3 separate regions of the Homo sapiens genome follow, and all the other regions are linked to region 1. Evidence: chromatin loops called from intact Hi-C (ENCODE). Cell type or tissue: endothelial cell of umbilical vein. All regions are shown on one strand. Region 1 has its middle 4.6 kb from the start of EBF3. Region 2 has its middle 280 kb from the start of LINC02667. Region 3 has its middle 130 kb from the start of MGMT.

Region 1 (2,500 bases):
CTAGGCTCACCCTGGCCTCCTTGCCCAGCCACTCAGTGCCCGAGCCACCGCGCGTGCCAGCGTCCTCCGCCGGTACCCACTACCCACCCGTGAAGGGGGCTGTTCGGCGCGCGTAGAGAGGAAACTTTCCCCTTACCCCTCCTCAGTCTCAGATCCTCCACTGGTGCCTGGTGCAAGGCCCAGAGACGGGGACCTGGGCTGGTACCGGACTCCAAGCCACCCCCACCCAGAAACTTCGGCCAAGTTGGAATCCCAGGGCGCGAGGCCTGCCGCGGTGTCTGCACGGGCCCAGGGCCCAGCGCCCAGGGCACCGGGCGAATGCCCCCTTCTTGATCGAGGCTTAGCCCAGGGCACCCGCCTACCTCCCTAACATCCTTCCAAAGAGTAATAAACTGCATTTCCGGCGTTGAGAAGCCTGGGCCGAGAGTTCCTGGAGGCCAAGTCCCCTGGAGTATCAGGGGGTGCGCGGGCTCGACCCGACGCCGCACCATCGGAGGGCCCATGGCCACAGGCCCAAGCTGCCTGGCCATGTCACTTGGAGCCTTCGGGAAAGGGTGAAAGCCAATGCACGAAAAGCCGCCAGTTCGTGTGCCCGCCGCCAGTGCTGAGCTGCAGGCGCGGCCCGCCCCAACGTCCTCCGCGCCCGGGGGTCACGCTCAGACCGTGCCGGCCTCCGGGCCTCTAGCCCTGCTCAAGCCTGGGGTCAGAATCGGGCGCCAAGCACAGGCAGGGGCCGGGGAAAGAACAGGAAAAGAGAGAGCCAAACTGACCCTGGGCCCCAGTGGGAAGGAGGTCAGAGGGGCCAGGAGAGACGCACCTAGAAAATCCCGGGAACTGCGGGATAGGGTGGAAACAGCACGCACTGGCAAAGCCTGCCCACCACGGGTGGTGACGCGGCCTCTGAGAGCGCTCCAAGTTCGTCTTGCGCCACGGGGTCACGCTCGTCCGTGGGCCGGGGAAAACCGAGAAGTAAGGGCCATCCCAACCTCAGTCGCGCACAAAGGGAGCCCGGCCAGGTTTGGGTGGGTTACTCAGGACCAGAGAGGGCGCCTTCGCCCTCTCGGCGCGGAGATGCTAGCCGCGGGGGCCTCAGGCGGCATCTGGCGGCAGAGCCCAAGACAGGCCGCGCACCCCGCCTGCCCTCTGAGGCAAGTTACTGGGCAACTCCCCCTGGCACATGGGGCAAACCAACGGGCGCCTCCTCCCTGCGCTGGAGGAAGGATGCCCTGTTGGGTTCACGGGTAAAAAGCAAAAACTGAAGGGTCCCAGACCCCTGTTCTCTGCATTGCCTCCTCCCTCTAATATTTATTCTGTACGGCTAAGATTGCTGAAGCCCGACCCCCAGTACCAGGGAAGGCTCAGCTTCCAAGTGAGAACGTGCAGGCGCCTCCTGCCAAGGCGGCCAAGTTTGACAAACAGCGCCTCCTGGGGTGGGGAGAGTGGAGTGCCGCTGCGCAGCCGGGAGCCGGGAGCAGAACAGCCTGGGCTCCCACCCACCCCGGGGCAGGTGTCCGCCCCGGGTCCTGCCGGCCCCAGCAGCTGGGCCCCGGCTCCTGCGCGACCGGAGCACCTAGTCCTAGCTGACGCCGTGACCCCAGGGGCGCGCGGAAACCGCCACACGCCGCCTAGTCCTAATTGCCGCCCACCTGCGTGAGCAAGGGTCGGACCAAGCCCGGCACTGGGCAGAAGGCCTAGGTACCAAGCGCCATGCGAACGTCCTTGCTGGAGAGAAACCTGCGCTCTAAGTGCCCGGCCCCGCAGCGGGGCGACGGACCTGACCTGGAACTCGCTCAACCTTCTCCCTGGAAAACCATGGGCGCTCCAAGCGGGGCGAAAACGCCGGGGTGTGCCTCGGCTCCTGCAGCGTGCTAAATTATAAGGGAAACAGTTAATTATTGTTTCCTTTTCCTAACTTTTCTCGGATTCCTTCGGTCACTTTGGCCGACCCCACGAGTCAGCTCTGGGGGCTCTTCTACTTGAGCGAAACCCCCAAATCAAACACTGGCGAACTTGGGCTTCTCCCAACGCACCCGGCAACCCGAAAGGTTGCCTGTCTGTAAAGATACTCCGGAGGAGCAGCCGAGCTGGAAAAGACAGCTGGTGCGTGGCGACGTCCCTCGGACCCTAAAAGGCCCATCGGTTTAGCAACGAGCTGGGATTTCTCGAGCTGCGTTCGGCGGCGCCCGGAAAATCAGTCCTGCTGGATGCGCCCGAGCGGGCGCGGGAGACGCCGATTCCGCGCCGGCCCGCCCCCGCCAGTTTACAAAGCAAACTTTCCCCAGAGAAGTTCCGAGATCGAACCACGCGCAAAGTGCGCCAATCAACACCTAAACAGACCCAAACTGTACAAACACGGATCGATCAGATAATTTCAAATATTATAATTGGCTTTAATTAAACACACTGCGTTCTAATTAACTCTGAAATTTTAGCATGCTTTGGGACACTGGTGTCTGATTTGATATTGTCAGTCCAGATGTCCTAATAAAATTCAATCCTC
Region 2 (2,500 bases), 1.3 Mb before region 1:
GATTGTAAGTTTCCTGAGGCTTCCGTAGCCCTGCTGAACTGTGAGTCAATTAAACCTCTTTCCTTTATAAATTACTCAGTCTCAAGTATATCTTCATTAGCTGCATGAGAACAGATTAATACACTCCCCGTGAACTACTCTAAGGAGAGAGCGGGTCTCCACGCGGCCTCGGTGTGTGCTCAGAACTTCTGACACTAGCAACCTGGCAGCCCAGCCCGGCGGGGTTCTGTTCTCTCTGCTGCATGGTTTAGCGTGTGGTCATAGTGTGTGTAGGATGGAGACTGAAGGAATCATCCTTCACGCTGATTCATCTGGAAGAAAAGCCAAGCCCTAATTTTTTAAGCTGAGGGCTCCATGTGTTTATGTATTTAGCACCTCAAGACAGGAGGAAATAATTAGTGGTTTGAGAACACGTTAACAAAAAGCAAGAGCTCTTTCAACCTTCGGGCTCATAATATACGTAATTGTAAAGTAACAAGCATACCAGAAGGAAACAATACTCTTTTGTGATGGGGAGGTTACCCCTCCACCCACCTCCTATACCCCGTGGGATAGCCACAGCATGGACTTCCTGTTCTACCCAGAGCCATAACCAGACAGCTGAATTCATGTATGGTTCCCAGGACAACAGTGGAGAGGGTGCATTTCTTACCTGGGCAAGGCTGGGAGGGATTCCCATAAAACATCATTTTATTTAATTTGAAGTTATTTTCTGGCAGGCTTTTCTTCTAATTTGGAACCTAATATTTAAACAACCATTGCTTAAAACACAAGCTGGTGTCAGAATTTTAAGGTGATGACAAGAGTAGAGCAGCTCTGGGAAAAAGAGAGGTAAGAAGTTCGGTTTTGGATTCCAGCCAAGCGATGGTCCTTTTACTTGTTTATCGATTATGTGTTGGTTCCCAAGGTCGACGAGGACTTGGCGACACCTGATTTTTATGTGGCATTTCACAGTGTTTCACTCCTCATCTTCAAGTTGGGAGGAATCAAATATTTCCCTATTAAAATTTGTTCTTCTACTTAGTGAATTTATGAGAATGAGAATAAAAATGTACTGGATAATTTTCAGCTCTTTGCAAAAAAAAAAGCCCCTTTAGCGTTGCTGTTGAATTCGGCAGCCGTGGCCAGAGGGACTGGGGAAGGGAGAGGTGCTTCTGCTGCCTTATTCATCTCCCCAGGGAAACGGAGTTGCTGGATGCCATAATGAAGGGGCTTTGTTTTTAAGAAGTCGAATGAAAACACTAGATGGTCTTGATAGATGAGCAAATATTTTGCAGGACATTTATCTGTTTACTTTGCAGTAACCACAAAGCGTCTGTAGGGGGAGTTTTCTTATTACTGTTTTTGAGTTACTAAACGCAGAAAATAATTTCAGGGTTTTCTCCCTTTCGTAACTAATTTGCAGTTAGCTATGTTTGGTACTGAGGGTAAAATATTTTTGCACAGACAGTCCTTGCTCCTGTTTCGAAAGGCTGGTCTCGGTGCATCTACGATTGCGGCGAATGACAAGAAAACTTCTGTGGGCATCAGAGGGTTTCAGAGAAACACGGAAAAGTGGAGGACGTTTAAAAATACATTTTGCACATCAGCAAGGTCAGGACTAGGGTGCAGGCAGTGAGGTGCCTAGGTTGCAAAATTTAAGGAGGTTGGGAGTGAGTGCCTGCTGAAATTATAGGCCCTAGGTGCTCCCTGGCCTCCCCCTCCTCCCAGCCCGGGGTGCCAGACATCCAAACTCTGGCTGGCATCCAAGTCCAGCTAAGGGCCCAGGGAGGGTGCGGAGCAGGTAGAAGGAAAGCAGATGCAGGAGTGGGCAGGGGAGGGACAGGGAGGAGGTGCTGGCTCCTCAGGCTCTGCTCTCCTCTGAAATATGGCCTGGAGAAACGGGAGGGAGGCCAAAAGGGAGCCGTAGTCCCAAGCTAGAACCCATGTTTCCATCGGATGAGCCGTGACCATGGGCTCCTGGCTGTCTCTGCCATCTGCCTGATGCTGCTCTAAGAGGCAGAGCAAAGGTGCTGGACAGCGAGTCCATTTAAGTGGGGAGAATAAGCAGGTGGCTGGGGTCTGGTTTTCGGCAGGTGGCCAAAGGAAAGCAGGAGAGTTCCAGGCCTGGGGACTCCACTTAGGACAGGGGACCACCTGGCGGAAATGTCAGTTGCCAGCAGAATGGGACCTGAGGGGAACTCAGCAGGTCTCTCTGATTGTCCCAGGGTGTCTACCTGGATCCTGCTCCATCAGCAGCATGTGCAGGGGCCTGGGGCTCTCCCGCCCGGAGGGACCGTGCTGGGTTCATTGCTGTTGAAGGCTTGCCCCAGTATGCCGAAGCAAGTCTGCAGTGAAACCTCAACCAGTAGAAGGAGGGACTCTGCAAAGTCACCTAACCAAGGACGTGGCCCAGGGAAGGGAACAAATTGAGGCCATGAATGTAATTGACCATATACATGTGGGCAAGGATGAGGAAACAGCGGTGCTCTTATACTCTATAGGTGAAAATATAAACTGG
Region 3 (2,500 bases), 640 kb before region 1:
GGGAGACCCAGGGGGCCATTTGGGGGTTCTATGCTTAGGGATTTGACAGGTAATGTTAATGAGACTCACACCCATATTTATTTCAGGATTTATTTATTTAGAGTGGAGTGTTCTGGTCGCGTGAGCCTTGCTGAACTGGCAATGAGAGGAGAAGGGAGGAAGGAAGGAGAGGGACGGCGGGGGGGAGGGCCGAGGGATCGCAGTCTAGAAGGCCTCTATAAAGCAGCCTCCAAGAGCACCGTTTACTGCCTCTTCTACAGGGACTGCATCCGTCTGCCCTCATATTGTCAGGTTGACAAGAGGAGAAAAAAAATTAACCAAAAGCCAAATCAAATAAATGTGCAACTCATAAATTCTGCAGCTAAAAATTTACCCCTGAGGGATAGCAACAAGGCACCGTGGAAGGCTTCCCCCTCTCTTGCCCTCATAAAGAGGGATGAGGAGTGAGGCTTCTCTCTCCAGCTCCGAGAGGCCCCGTCCAGAAGCACAGCACCAGGCCGCCTGCCTGGTCCTAGCCTTGTTAACGAATTTACTCCCCTCGTTGGTGGGCGTGAAGCTGCTCTCTTCCAAGGTGATGTCAGCTTCTCCAGGCCCCAACATGTTGCTAGGCAACACGTGCCTGGACCTGGCACCTGACCACTCCTTTGCTTCAGCTATGGGGGTGCGGGGGATGCTCGGGCACAGGATGCTGCGTGGACCGCAGATGGCTATGGAAGGAAGAGCAGGGGACCATCGAATGACCAACATCCAAGCTCATCAAGCCACCTCCTTTTTGGACTCCAAGTATGTCATTCCCAGCAAAACTTGTTCGAAGGAACATCGTTCTTGCTCTCAAGTATTCAACCAAGAGCAAGGATAAGTCAGTCATTAGAAAAAGCTCATTTCTGCCTGCCACTGATTAAACTTTCCAGAAGCAGCAAGGTTTCAAGGTGAAAATGTTTATCAAACCATGTAAAGCAGCTGCGTCTGCGGCGTCGTTAAAGCTTGAGATCCACCCAGGATGTATTTTGGATGCATTCATGTTTGGGAACATTCACCAGTACAACCAGGAGCCCCAGACAGAGGCCATCCATAAGAAAGACTTGGGGAATAGTGGACTACTTCATGCCACCCCAGTTGTCCAGGAGAATTACATTCTTATTTGGCAAAACTCAGAAAACGTTATCTACAGAGCGCCATCTTGTGGCAAACAGCACTGCTCTCTGTCCCCGCCCACTCCTGAAATTGGGGGTGGGGGGAAGAGGGGACAAAGACCAGGAAGCAATACGTAGGGCACCTTTTGCAACTAGGAATTGTTTTTCACCTGAAAGAAGAAGAGATAAAAAGCTATCATAGCAATTAAAATCCGAAGAAGTGGACAATTCGTTTAATACACTTCTAGCCTCAAACTTGATGAGCAGATTAGTGAAAATGCAATGTATGTCTATTTGCCAACACTTCCATCACACAGGGAAAATGAAAAAGAAGAACTCCACTTTTTAATAACCAACAAAAATAACCACAGTCAGAAACATTAGTAGAGATTCGTCACTCAGATTACCTAGAAGCATTAATAAACGTTTTGCTCTCAATTATGATTTGCAGCTGTATTTCATACAAAGCATTTGTCAATTAACCTCAATAAGTAAATATATAAATATATATAAGAATGTAAGACAGTGAAATGTATTTCCACGAACTGAAAAAAAATGGAGTTTTTGCAGATTCTTTGAGATCAAAGTAGAGTGCTTATACCATATGCTACTTCTTCTCTAGTGAGTGCAACTATGAATTCAATATATCTATTCAAACTCAGATATGTAAAATGGCTTTTCATCAACAAAAGTATTCAATGCACGAAGTCCTTATTTTTAAAATATGAATTCAAGAGTATGGCCAAGGATATCTTCAACATGTCCAACCAAGGTTGCTGTGTTTTGGAGCAGTGCTTTCAGATGGCAAAAAGGAAAGTGTTGCTGCTGTAATGATTTAGGTTAAATTGTAGCTTGTAATAAAACTAATTCCTAAATGTTGCAAAAAGGAAACCAGGAAGCTGACAACAGGTTTTAAGAAATAAGGTATGTTTCTGTATATTTAAAATAAGAACAAATGAGTCACTGTCAAATATGTTTCTAGTGAATAATTATTTTCTATCAACACTCTGTTAAATTAGGATTTTCTCCTTCTAGGAGGGTGATAAAAGAATTGATTAGCTGTCACTCTTAGGTGCTGAGTGATATCTATCTGAGTTAGAAGGGCCTCTTTTTGCTGTTTTGTTTCCATAACTGTAGGCATTTTCACTAAAATTCTACTCTGAGTCTTTTTGGCTTAGTCCCTGAAATCCTGAGCCTGCGTTCTAGAAAACACACGGTCACGCGCACACACAGGAATTGTTCTCTCCAAAAGGAGACACCCTCACATCTGCAGTGCCCTCATTTCATACCACAAGAGTCGGCCAATAAATCAACTAGAGGTAAAAGTAAAACCTGTAATAACCCGTTACCACTTCTTCCTCCTCCCA

What was found. A loop is a pair of places that touch in the nucleus more often than their neighbours do. Peaks named below come from ENCODE experiments on the same cell type or tissue, not always from the same donor. Only the 100,000 strongest peaks of a DNase experiment are listed, where the experiment ranks them.
Region 2: a loop joins it to region 1, with 8 times the contacts of the local background. A loop is called at or near these places in 15 of 110 quality-filtered maps.
Region 3: it touches region 1 in a loop (6-fold over the local background); 2 of 110 quality-filtered maps call a loop at or near these places.

What each region holds. Positions count from the first base shown.
Region 1 is chr10:129,967,657-129,970,156 of GRCh38, forward strand. No RefSeq gene overlaps it. Among named protein-coding and RNA genes, the nearest start is that of EBF3, 4.6 kb to the left of the region's middle. RefSeq lists an enhancer at 615-1,234. In endothelial cell of umbilical vein, CTCF peaks have their summits at 1,396 and 1,598; no DNase peak of the experiment used is centred here; H3K27me3 peaks cover 2,415 bases.
Region 2 is chr10:128,630,641-128,633,140 of GRCh38, forward strand. No RefSeq gene overlaps it. Among named protein-coding and RNA genes, the nearest start is that of LINC02667, 280 kb to the right of the region's middle. In endothelial cell of umbilical vein, CTCF peaks have their summits at 1,337 and 1,562; no DNase peak of the experiment used is centred here.
Region 3 is chr10:129,331,472-129,333,971 of GRCh38, forward strand. No RefSeq gene overlaps it. Among named protein-coding and RNA genes, the nearest start is that of MGMT, 130 kb to the right of the region's middle. In endothelial cell of umbilical vein, a CTCF peak has its summit at 1,187 (motif pointing left); a DNase peak (open chromatin) is centred at 1,170.